Linked DNA regions of Homo sapiens: region 1 is linked to region 2. A link is a contact called in ENCODE Hi-C or POLR2A ChIA-PET data. All regions are on one chromosome and are shown on one strand. Each heading gives the region's core, a stretch centred on a gene start or an enhancer-like site at or near the end of the contact. The rest is flanking DNA. Distances are from core to core; before and after follow the strand shown.

The links. A loop is a pair of places that touch in the nucleus more often than their neighbours do. ChIA-PET counts read pairs that join two places held with the same protein, here RNA polymerase II (POLR2A).
Region 1: a map of dorsolateral prefrontal cortex shows a loop between it and region 2 (1.9-fold over the local background). The contact joins two enhancer-like sites. A Hi-C loop is called at or near these places in 1 of 168 maps with a recorded cell type or tissue (dorsolateral prefrontal cortex). POLR2A ChIA-PET finds 5 or more read pairs at or near these places in 1 of 52 experiments (naive thymus-derived CD4-positive, alpha-beta T cell).

Annotation. Positions count from the first base shown.
Region 1 is chr7:51,008,660-51,015,231 of GRCh38, reverse strand. No RefSeq gene overlaps it. Among named protein-coding and RNA genes, the nearest start is that of GRB10, 230 kb to the right of the region's middle. RefSeq lists enhancers at 1,850-2,350, 2,351-2,851, 5,051-5,552. Within about 2 kb of position 4,676, at least 3 of the 41 ENCODE cell types and tissues checked have a DNase peak (open chromatin) inside an H3K27ac peak, as active enhancers do.
Region 2 is chr7:50,605,907-50,612,314 of GRCh38, reverse strand. GRB10 (growth factor receptor bound protein 10) reads left to right here. Exons shown (of 19, transcript NM_001350814.2): 14 at 5,901-5,978. Among named protein-coding and RNA genes, the nearest start is that of DDC, 44 kb to the right of the region's middle. Within about 2 kb of position 1,499, at least 3 of the 41 ENCODE cell types and tissues checked have a DNase peak (open chromatin) inside an H3K27ac peak, as active enhancers do.

The sequences.
Region 1 (6,572 bases), core at 3,427-5,926, 400 kb before region 2:
ACAGGACTCTTAGTGCCTAGATCCACACTGCCTACACACACAGACACTACCCGCATCCCACGTCCCCGGCCCCCGCCCCCATGTCCCGTATCAACATCAAGCCACCACCAAGTTCCTGAATGCACCCGGGAGCTCCTCTGTGCCCCCGTCGCATTAACATGCCAGAGATGTCAGCACCACCCCTGCCCACTCGCATAGACCAGAAGTGCCAACCCTGTCCTCGAGACGCAGTCCTCTGTGTGTCTCCGTCACAGTCAAGGTCAAGCCCTCCTTGCTGCTCCCTCTGCGCCCACGTCTGCCTCTGTTCCCTCTGCCTGACCCCCACGTTATCTTCCCATCTGGGGCTCACACCTGCCTTTCTGATTATAGCCAGGAGCCGGGGCAGCATGCAGCTCTGAACTTTCCAGGCCAAGTTCCCAGGAAAAGGCCTGGTCATGTTGGTTATCCCAGCATATTATTACTGGCATTCTCTCCTTCCCAAAATGTCCCAGTTTAGGTCATAAATCCTATGGTATTTTTATTGTCTGGCTCAGGTGAGGTATTCAGTAAATGTTCAATGAAAGGGTGAATATCCGAGGGGAAGCAGCAGGGGGAATCTGGCCTGGTCCGGACTTCACATTTTCTCCCTGCCTCTATATTACACATTACACCCAGAAGGGAGCACACGTGGGTCCTTCCAGGCCTCCCACCAGGCTGTGGAGAACCTCCCCAATGGGTCTAGTTTCCGAAACCTGCTGATTGTCCTGAGGCAGGACCTGGATCATGCCTCCTGCCCTGGTCTAGACAGGGCGGGTGCATGTGCAGTCTGCCTGAGAATCCCACACTGCCTCTTGGACACTGGTGCTGTAATGTCCTCCTGCTCTAGGCATCTCTGCGTAGCGTCAGACTATCCTTTCTGTGCTGACAGTCCCCACACTTAGCCCTGGGCAGCTTTTCACTGAAGCTCCTGATCTCAAATTTTAGTTACCTACAGAATCTCTCCCTCGCATGCCCGGCCAACTCGCAGTGCCTCGCCTGAGCAGTAGTTGCACCCTGCCCCACTGCCCGCACCAGCGGGGACGGCCTTCCTTGGTGGCCATTCAGGCAGGAGGAAGGAGGAAGCAGCTCCCCCATCTCCACGGGCATCTCCCGCAGCCATCAGGCGTCTGCTGCTTCCACTCCGTGGCCTCTCTTGTCACCGTCCTAACAGTGTGGCCTCTGACCTGTTCCCCTCTTCCTTACACTGACCTCAGAGCTAACCAAGCGCCAGAGCCTTCCCAGACCCGAGCTCACTGAGGGCAGCTCACCGTGCTCAGGTGAGGAGTCGGGGAGCGATAGGGGACCCAGTGCTGAGCCATGGGGCAAGCTGACCTTTATCATCCTGACTTCAGCGTCAGATTTCTCAACTGGTTTGGAACTTAAAAGGAACAAAAGTGTCATCACATCAGTTAACAAGGGAGAAAGAAAAGAAAAGGGGCAAAGAGAAAGACCAATACGACCACCGAACCCAAAGCCCAGCAGGGCCGTCCTCCCAGCCCGCAAGTCCACCGCTGTGTTCACCCCTTCTTATCTCGACCCTGTGGGGGACGAGGGGAGGAGGCAGACTGAGTGCATGACGCCAAGTTGGCCCTGGACAGGTCCCGTGGCAGCTCCCACTCACTTGTTTCAGGAGCCTTTCGACACACAGCGACATCACCAGAGTGCAGTTCTGAAATCTAACAAATCGGGAAGCTTCCTCCGGGATGGCGGCACGGGGAGAGCAAGGACAGGGAGGGAAGAGGGGCATCCAAGAAGGCTGCCCTTCCCTGCTTCACTCCCCACATCTTCCTGACTCCTGTGCTGTGTAAGGGAGCTTTCCAGGGCCCAAACACCTCCGCAGATTGGGTTGCAGCCATGGTTGCTCCTCGTTTGATGTACTATGTGGGGATGTGGCATCTGGGCACAGGTGTGCCTGCTCCTGTGGACTTGGATTTAGAGCACTGACTGATCCCAGCTTTTGCCCCAGACTAATGGGCTTTATTGGAGTGGAGATCTATGGATGCTTTTCTTACTCTTAAGAATTTTATTTTTTCCTATCACAAAGAACCATACTGTAACCGGGGAGGGGACTGGACTGGCTTCTGGGAGGCAGGAGGGAGGGCTGGGAAGATCCAGGCAGGGGACAGCATGCGGGATTTGGACAGTGGCTATCTAGGAAATGAGGGGAGGCTGAGCCCTGTCTGCGTGTGGCAGGGTGTGGTGTCCACTTGCTTGATTGGGAAGGAAGGGGACGGGGCAGATGGGAGGTTTCCAGCAGTCTGAGGCACCAGGCTGTACCGCTGGCCCTGACAGGGCATGGAGGCTGGGGCTGCAGTTGTCTTTGGTGTGCTGTTCTCAGGCAGATCCTCCTCAGCTCCCAGAGGCACCTCCCAAGGGGCTGAACATCAAGCATAGCAAAGCCTCCCTCTGCCACCCATCTCCTAACAGGTGCCATGGAGCTCTCCACGGGACATCTATGGCACCAGGTCCTACAAATGGGAGCCAGGGCCAACGTCACCACCCCCTTCTCTGTAGTCCAGTGCCAGGAGGCAGGCACTGGGCCCTGGCCTGATGGTGATGCCAGCAGCCAGCAGGATCCAAATAAGAGATGTGGACCTGATGGGGATGTCCCAGTGGGAGGGCCACCCGCAGCCTTGGGGTAAAGTGCTTCAGGGACTGAAGCAACCTTGCCTTTCCGTTGTCACCAAAGGTCTCCTTCCTTTCCTTCCTTCCTTTCTCTGTCTTCCTTCCTCTCCCTCCTTTGCTTCCTCTCTTTCCCTTCTTTCCACCTTCCCTTCTTCCCTTCTGTTCCTCCTCCCTTCCTTCCCTCCTTCCTTCCTTTTGTCTTTTCTTCCAACCAACACTAAGAGAGCTTCTCTAAGCCAGACCCTGTGATGAGTGCTAGGGGGAAATTACAAATTAATTTAGTCTCTGCCTTCCAATAAGCCCACTAGTAGAGGGGCCACATGGCATTGGCCAATCACGGTGAGTGAGCCTGGTGTCCCAAGAGAGGGGAGACACAGGGGAGAGGCAGGGAATTCTTCCAGAGGAGGGGCTGGGCAGAAGCTGTGAGCTGATGAGCGTGGAAGAGTCCAGTCATTCTCAGCAGGGTGAAAGAGCAGTGGCAGCCAGCCAGGCAGAGGAGCAATACCTGAAAATGTCCAGAGGCCGGGAACACATGCCAGGACCTTTCAGGGGTGTGCTCCTGGGGGAACGCAGGGTGATTCCGTGCCATGTTATTTCCACCACTGAGACAGGCCCAGGATGGAGATTGTCACCTGGAAATCCAGAAGTTTCACTGAAGATGCAAAGGTGTTCAAAGCTGAAGAGTCAGGAAGTGATGAACTTGGCTCCTGCTCATGAGTGATTAGGCCAAGCGCCCAACCGGGGCTCTGGTTAAGTAAGAACAGGGGGAAGTAGCTCCTGCAGGGCTGGCTGGAGCCCACTCTCATTCCTAAAGGAAAAAGCCATGTGTTACAGTGGTTGCACTCAATTTCCAGACCCTTCATATAGATGCAGAGACCTTGAGGAGCATAAGTGAGGTACAAAGGTGAAATTCTCAGCCCGTTGCTGTCCATGCATTGCTGTCCCACCCATGTCCTTAGCAGGGGCTCTCTGGGTCTCCTGAGGACAGGGTCGGTGGCTTCTGCCCAAGCCCCACCCTTACACACAGACCCCCTGCTTCCTCCCCTGGCATCTGGGTACCCCACACTGCAGACTGTGTGGTGGGCCAGCCCTGATGGAGAGACCCGCCCAGGAAAGCAAAGGGCTAGCAAGGCACGCGGTGAGTTGGTGGCAAGACTGTGGCTTCAGTTGGTGCCTCTCCACTCAACTTGGAAAACACCGAGCTATGTGTGTTTCCCCAGACACACCATGTGGACTCTTCCATGCTTTGCACTAGAACTCCTATTCATCCTCCAAAGCCCAGCCACGTCCCATGGGAGACCAGGCATCCTCATGCCGCTGCCCTGTGGAAGGTGGCACCTCAGGTTGCTGTGGCACCTCAGGTTGCTGTGGCCACTGCACACTAGAATCCACGGGCTTCTGTGACTTGGCACTCTGGGGCCAGGTCTCACTCACGTGGGGCCTTTAGGCCTAGGAACACAGTGCTAGCACTATATGTGTTTTATGAAGGGAACTGAGCAGGCTGCAACATGACCTGAGGCAGATTCTGATGGAGCAGAGGGCAGACGGTTCCAGACCATGGGGCCTGGCACGATGTGAGTGGAGGGGAAGGCGGATGTGCGGCACCAGAACAGGGAAGGGTCAGACAGAAGATGGCCTTGGGCTGTCAGAACTCAGCAGAAGGACCAAAGTGCCAGGGACCAACTGCCAGGGTTCCAGGAGGCTGAGAAGGGTTCAAAGAGGATGTACAAGAAGGGCTCCAAGTCGAGCATCCCCACCCCAGTCCTGTCCCAGAGCCTCTGATGGGCTCAGGAAGTCAAGGCTCCTTCCTCCCATCTGACAGCGTCATTACTAAGGAAGGCGGGGACTGATTTTTCTATTTTCCTGCACTACGCCCATTTCCTAATCTGCAGCTGGACCCCGTGGCCAGGGCAGTGGCAGTTTGGTCTCTGTTGTGGATTTCTAGAACAGCACCTCATTCCTAAGAAGTCAGCTTGAAAAGGAGTTTCCTGGCACAGGTTGTCATCATGCAGCTGCTCCCATGCCTCTACGGGGGACTGCGGGAGAAGCTGCATCCCCAGGCTGCCGCTCACCCTCTTGACCAAAGCCCAGGTGGGTCGGCCCAGCAGTGGCCCTCCCCATGCCTTGCCAAGCCTTGAGGCAGTGAAATGGATCAACCCCACAGCCCCTGCCTCAGGTAGAAAGCTCCGAAATGACCCACTCATCCCATGACTAATGAGCACATGCCCGATTGTGGGGAGAAACAGAGCCCTCATATGAGGTATCTCAGAGGACCTGGACAGACTCCAAATTGCAGTGAAGGGGGGTGGCCAGGGCGGGAGAGTGGAGTCATTGGCGGGTGTCCAGTCAAAGGGCACAGCAGGCCAAACTCCAGGCCTGGGCAGGGAGGCTGAAAGCAAGGAGAGCATCGGGAGCCGTGAGGTGGGCGCTCAGAGTGAGGGAGCAGACAAGCAGCTCGGAAGGACCTGTGAGCAGTGAGGCCGCTGGACCTCCAGGACACCCACAGCATGGAGGGAGAGTCACGGGCGCGCCAGAAAGGCTCTGGCCTGGAAATCCCATCAGAGTTTTCATCCCGAATAGTGCATGTCCTACAGCAAACGAGCCTGCCGTGAAGAGCTCCTGTCCCCAAGCTGTGATGTAGGCAGGACATTCACCACCCCAGATTGCCCTGTGGCTGGCTAGATCCTGGATGACAGAGCAAAGCAAGACCAAAGGCCGAGTGGCTGCTCACTGAAGGCTTGTTTTCCAAGTGCTGAGAACAGTGGAATTTTACAACTCCTTCCTGCCCTGAGGGTCTACCTGCCTGTGTGGCATCCTTGTCCATACTAGGGCAAGAGGGCAGGTAGCAGGAGCCACCTCTTCTTCTCCTTCTCCTCTTCTGAGTTTACTTTGCCTTTTTTTTTTTTTTTTTTGGAGACAGAGCCTTGCTCTGTCACCCAGGCTGGAGAGCAGTGGCGCAATCTCAGCTCACTGGAACCTCCGCCTCCCAGGCTCAAGCGATTCTCCTGCCTCAGCCTCCCGAGTAGCTGCATTTTTATCTTCCCTTATATAAATCAGAACCACATGAGTAGTTAACCTCAACAGGCCAGACAACTGGGATTCCTAAAAGTTCTGATGATTCAGCCAAGTGGAGTTCACAAGCCATTCCTGGGACAATGCCAAGACACTGGTCCACGCGCTCACATACGTGGTCTCCTAACATCTGCTTTCCCCATTTTATAGCTGAGCAAGAGGCCCCAAGACATGTAGTTACTTGTCCGTGGTCACACAGCTGTGTTCCCCTCACACTGGTGTGGCCCCAAATCTCACTCTCCCCTCATGGTACCCCAGGAAGTGTTTCTGTCTCAGGAGACAGAGGCACGAGGCATTTTTTTGTTTTTGTTTTTGTTTTTTTGAGACAGTGTCTTGCCCTGTAGCCCAGGCTGGAGTGCAGTGGCGCAGTCTTGGCTCATTTCAACCTCCACCTCCCGAGATCAAGAGATCTTCCCACTTCAACCTCCCAAGTAGCTAGGACCACAGGCATGTGCCACCATGCCCAGCTAATTTTTATATTTTTTGTAAAGACAACGTCTCACTACGTTTCCCAGGTTGGTCTGGAACTCCTGAGCTCAAGTGATCCACCCACCTCGGCCTCCCAGAGTGCTGGGATTACAGGTGTGTAATCGTGCCCAGCCCACGAAGCATTTTTAAAGTAGTGGAAAGGAAATGCCCACCTCCTTTTCATTCACCAGAGCTAGGGTCGGGAAGGGCTCCTGTCCCGAGCATTGTCTTATGGGCTCGAAGTGGGCCTGTGTATCAAAGGTGTGTCTGGCTGGGGGAAGCAGGGTCTCTACTACTGACATTCTAGAACCAGGGACCTCGCAGAAGCTTGAGTTCCTCACTTGAGGATCACAGCTGCACCCCTGTCCCCCAGGAGGGACTACATCAGC
Region 2 (6,408 bases), core at 250-2,749:
TTGAGACCACTAGATTAGAAGAATAGGATTCGAAAAATCAGGACCAGGGAGAAAGGAAATAGTACATGAGGTGTTAATTATTTTCACGACTGAACCAACTCTCAGGTTCCCAAAAAGCCAGGGCCATGAAGTAAACATGATGAATTATACAGTTGACTGAAGCTCCTCAGCAGAGACAGTACCTCCTGACTGTAAGTTCTAAAGGAAATTTATCACGTGGTACTGCATATAGAGTAATGCCCTTGACAGCAATTTCATGCCAGTTGCCAGAGTGATTTCATAGGGCTGTTTACTGTAGTCACTTTGGATTTCCCACAGTGTTTCTGTGCACATATACCATATCCCACATGTCTGGAATTAAGTCTACAGAGTCCTTGTGAGTTGTAAGTTAGCTGGCCCAGGTGAGCTTGGCTAAAGTCCAGGGGTCTCCATAGGAGATGTTCGTTTAGTCAACTGGAGCCAATGGATACAATGGTCTAGGGATTTCTTTACAAAAACTCCCAGCCTTCGTTGAACTGTAGTGGCCTTTGAGCTGGTCCAGAGACTCAAGGTGAAGTCAATTAAGGAGATGGAGGAACTGAAGGAAGCATAGCTCAAAACTTTCCTGGAGGTGCTGCAGATCCAATTCTGAATGTAGTCCTGTTGTCCCATCCACTTGGCAGGTAGCATTTTGCACCCAGTAATCCACAGATTCCAGAGACATTAAGGATACATCCTAGTGCCATTTTTATAGGATGCTGGGGCCCAAACCAAAAGTTCCACAGATTGGCTTCCTGTATCTCTCTCCCAGAACCTTATTTTATGTTTTCACTGATTAAAAAAAGAATTATGGAAATCAAAACTTTACAAATTCATAATGGAAGAGGAAATGTCCATGTTAATACATCATAGATCATAGACCACTCCTGTGTAAGCCGGTTTTCAGTGTAAGGGTCATCAGTGGGAACTGGTCACATAGGTGACATCCATTGAGGGCAGTATTCTGCATGGACCTCCAGAAAGAATGAGATTGCTCTTTGTGTCCTGTTGCGGAAAAATTACTAACAATTAAAAAGCAAAGTACAGAACAGTATATAGAGAGAAGGCTACATTTGTGTGAAGGGAACAGGAAAAATTGGAATATTTGTATTTGATGGTATGCTCATGAACATTGTGTGAGCTGCAGGAGAGAAGAAAGAGGTTGCTTAGTAGGGAGAGGAGATGGGAGAGGCAGCTGTGCAGATAGGGGCAGCGGCCAGGGGTGATCTTTTGAAGCTGTCTGTATATGGTTGAAATTTTAATCTGCAAATGAATCATCTGTTTTGGAAAAGGCAAAAAAAAAAGGAAATGAAAAAGGAAAGTGGTAGTATACTCCAAGAAGCTATGAATTCTATTACTTTGGGTAATATATAATAAATCCAAGTATCAGGTTCTTAACCACTGTTTCTTGGGTGTCTCTCCTTTGTTGCGCTAACATAACGAGCCACAGGAAAGGATGTGGGCAGAGTGACTAATGCAAAACGAACTGACTTTATTGTTGTCAGTGTTAACAATGATGTGTTACATAATATTAAGATTTTTTTGAGCATTTGCTATGGGCCAGGCATTCTTTATCACTTTACTGTTTGTGACAGCTCAGTGACATGCATATTATCATCCTCATTTTGTGGATGACAAAACTGAGGCCCAAGCTGTAGCTGCCACGATGTGGCAGAGCAGGGTCAGAGCCCTGACATTCTGGCCCCAGAACCCCTTTCCTCACTACCATGCTTTGCTGCCCTCCCTAGAGCCACCTGGAAGCTGCCGTGAGTTCTGAATGCATTCCTCTTGTCCCAGCCACTTTGCAGGGAAGCACTTTGCATCCAGTGATACACGGATTCTAGAGTCATTAAGGATACGTCTTAGGTACTATTCTTATAGGAGGCTGGGGAGCCAGACCTGACAGGAAGGTGGCAGTGATGGCCTCGGGGCCGGTCTCAAGTGGAGTGCAAGTGATGTGTTTCTGCCCCAAATAGCCATAGGATTGTAATGCAATCGAAACGCCATTTGAGTGTTGTCGGCACTGATTCATTGCCCACTATACAGAAATGATAACCGGGATAGAGTTAGGGACAGTGGGGAGGTAACTCTTTATGACTCCAGGGTCTCCATGTTGACATTCATTCTAAAACAAGGCATCCCGTGTGTGTGCTCTGCCTTCCTCCAGAGGAGGACACAGGACACCGGATCCCCTTTTAGAGGATAAGAGGGTCTGAGGGCTGAAGTTGACAGGGCCCTTTTACCATCTACTACAAACAGCATCTTCATATCAACCATGGAAAGGCAGAGCTGGGTTGTTATTTTGAATTAACCTAGGACCTTCTTACATCTTTACCTACACAGATACACTTTCTTGAAAAAAATGAATAAATCTTATAACTTGGGTCTACATAGGAGAAAGCTGGCATGGCTTTACTTAGCTTTTCAGAAAGATGCTCTTAGTAGCGCCAGCAGATAATCTTTTGTCTCATTTCTTCCTGTTACATTGTTTGTTAGGTAATTTCTTGGAAGCTGTAGGAGCTGTGTGAATAGTATTAAAACTTTGCAACAATTATTTATTGCCATCTTTCCTCCTCCCTCTGTCTTCTAGAAGTCTCTTAATCTACTGTAGAAACTCATCCCCAAGAGGGAGGTCTTGCCTCATCCACACAAGAGTCCCTAGTACTGATTGCTTTGGTTTTACATGACCTGACATTGAAAAGGCAATGAACGCAGCATTAAACCTTTGCAACAATTATTTATTACCATTTAATCTTTTCTGTCTACACACACCCATATATGTAAATATATACATGCAAACATGTGAATAAAATAAAATGTGTATGTTATTAGGTACCCAAAATTGAGAATATTTGTATCTTCCTGGTATGTCAATTCTAAGACATTATAAAATATGCTTTATTAGCAATGCTCCTTGCCCCAGAGTCTAATCTGGCACATATTAATTTATTTAATGATTTTTACCTCAGCTTTGCTTCATTACACAGTTTTTCTTGGACCATCTTTTTTCTACTTTTCTGGGTCCTTATGTTTAAGGAATATCTCTTATAATCACAATGTAACTATTTTACTTTGATAATCTTTATCTTTTAACCAAAATATTTACTGTGATTTAATTGTATTATTTAGTGTGATAATCATATTTGTATTTGAACCTGCCATTTGCAGTTTTTTCCAGGTTGTCCCACCTCTCTTGTATTCCTTTTCTCTTAATTTTTTAGATTTATTAAGTATATTTATGTTTTTCCCTCTGTTAACCCAATACGTACATGTACATTTACTATTTTCTCCTGGTTACCCTAGATATCACATCTTTTTTTTTTTTTTTTTTTGAGTCAGGGTCTCACCCTGCCTCCCAGGCTGGAGTACGGTGGCATGAGCTCATCTCACTGTAGCCTCAACCTCCCGGGCTCAAACCATCTTCCCACCTCAGCCTCCTGAGTAGCTGGGACTACAGGCATGCACTTCCATGCCCAGCTAATTTTTGTATTTTTTATAGAGACAGGGTTTTGCCATGTTGCCTAGGCTGGTCACAAACTCCTGGACTCAAGCAATCTGCCTGCCTTGGCCTCCCAAAGTACTGGGATTACAGGCGTGAACCACCGCGCCCGGCCTAACATGCCCCTTGAACTTATTAAAATCTTTTATAATGTAGTACATTTACTGACTGCTTTCAGGCAGGCATGAGGACCTTTCACTCCATTTGCTCCATTGTCCCTTTTGAAGGATTCTTGTCATATATATAAAACCTCTTAAGACATAATGTTATTGTTTTATATACTCTTTAATCACCTACATCTTTGCACTTTAATATTTCCTAAATTTGCATTCTTCTCTCTGGGACTAGAAGACCTCAGCTTAGCGGTTCTTTTCATGTGGGCCTGAGAAATTTTCTCACTTTTTGTTTCACTTTCATTCTTGAAGGAACGTTTCACTGGTTATAGGATGCAAGGTTAGCGGTTATTCTCTTCTGCATCTTCCCACTGCATTGTCTTCTGAATCTTATAATTTATGTAAAAACATTAGTTGTCTGTCTTCCCATTGCTTCTGTGAAAATAATGCACGTTTTCCTCTGGTTGTTTTTGACATTTTCTTTGTGTCTGTTTCTCAGCAATTTTTCCATGATATATGCTCGGAGCGGGCTTACTTATCCTACACCCTGAATCTGTAGCTTGACGTCTTTTTGTCAACTTTGGAAAGTTTTTGGCATTATCTCATCAAATATTTCCCCTGACCTGTTCTTGCTCTTCTCTTGCTGGAGTGCAGTCGTTCCTGTATTAGACCTTTGCATCATGTTCTAGGTATTTTTATCTTAGAAATGAGTATGTGCCATGAGACCTAGAGCCAGAACTGAGCTTAGATCCCATGAAAGAAGAGCTGTCCCACTTGATGACTTCACTTCCTGTTTCTGACTCTTTCTTCTTCTCCACATGGTTGGAATGTGTGATTTGGGTGTGTAGGTTGGGATGCTGGATGTGTATGAGACTTTGCAGGGCCCTGAGTCCTCATTGCCAGGATCAGAAAGTGCAGACTACTGAGCCAGTTAGGTGGCAAGCCTCAGCTAGGGAGGGCACTGGGTCTGGAACAGGTCGTGTACGTTCAAAGTCGTGACTGCGGGCAGCTTGCCTCATTCCTCTGTGCTTCAGTTCTGTGCTCTGTAACATGGGGATAATTATAGTGTACAGCTCATAAAATGGAGAGGATTAAATGAAATAACATAAAGCACTTAGACACATAGTGTCTTAGACATATTGAGCCCATAGTGGCACTCAATAAGATTACTTGCTCTTGATGTTATTATGTTTGTCACTGTCCCGCTTATTCCAAAACCAGTCAGCTCTTCCCTCCTGAGGGGCCACAGTAGCAGCAGCACTGAGGCATGCACCATATTGAATGTGAAGTTGAATGATTTGAACTGTGCAGGTCCACTTAGAGATTTTTTTATATATATTAATCTATTATATAAAGTTAAAATTTATCAAAACTGAATGCATGCAAACACAGACTGTATATGGCACCATTTGTAGTCAAGAGATGTAAACAAACAAAGATGCGGATTACCTCAGAACTGCATAAAATTAACTATAGTCCCTGCTGTATTACTCTCATAATTTTGTAGCCACCTCCTGTTGCTAGTACAGTGAACTCAGATGTTGGACATATCCATTTAGAAACCCACCTTGTGTTGCTAATTATCTCCCCATGAGCAGGTCCTCTCTCCAATAAATTGCATGTTGTAGTAAAAAAATGGGCTCATGTTTCTGGAGTATTTTTCGTTGTGTGTAGTGCAATACAGGAACTTTAAAGAACACCATGGGACCCATGTGAAATGCCACTAGTGAAGCTGGAAGTGCGCCCAAGAACAGAGAAAAGTCACGACATGACAAGAAAAACTTAAATTGCTTGATACATACTAGAGATTGAATGGTTGCCCTCCACACCACACAGATAATTCATTGTGTCAACATGTAGACTTACAGAATCGAATGCAGTACAGTCCCATAATTGTATTGTCTCTTATGATTTTCTTAATAACATTTTTTTCTCTAGCTTCCTTATAAAAATATGGTGTAGAATACATATACGAAATATATGTTAATTAACTGTTTATGTTATCATTAAGGCTTCTGGTCAACAGTAGGCCACTAGTAGGTAAGTTTTGGGGGAGTCAAAAGCTATACTCGGATTTTTTATTTCAAGGGGCGTCATTGCTCCTAATCCCTGTGTTGATCAGGGTCAGCGGCACTCAGGCTCCTGGAGGCTGGTACAGGGCATCACTCCCTGTTCCGCACTCAACATTGCCCTTTCCTGCTGTGGCGTTTGTCACATGCCGGGCCTCGGGGCTCCCGGGCCGGTGACTAACTGTGGCTTCTCCTCTCCAGTATGGAATGCTCCTTTACCAGAATTACCGAATCCCTCAGCAGAGGAAGGCCTTGCTGTCCCCGTTCTCGACGCCAGTGGTAAGTAAAGCCAGGAGCTTCAGAAGTCTAGTGCCTTTTCAGCTTCTGCATCACATGTGTTAAGGACGCCTCATTTCACACAGGGTGGGCAAGAGAAGCTCTGGAGAGTGTGTGTGCATTTCAGGGAAGCCAGTATGTCCCACGATGACGTGGGTTTTGTAGTCTCAACAGTGCAACGACAGGGAGTGAATTCCTCTGCCGTTCTTCTCCCGTCCCTGCATCTCCCCTCAGGGTTGTGTAAGTAGGTGGCTCTCTTTAAGTGCTCAAAAATGGCAGCAACAACTTCTGGCCTTGTGGGGTACTGCCTTTCCTGCCTTTCGCTTTTGTTCCTTAAACCTTGGGACCCATGGGAACTGTTGACTATTAACGCTGCATTCATTCCCTGGTGAGAATTTAGAGATTGTCATCGTTCCTCTTGTGTTCTGGGCAC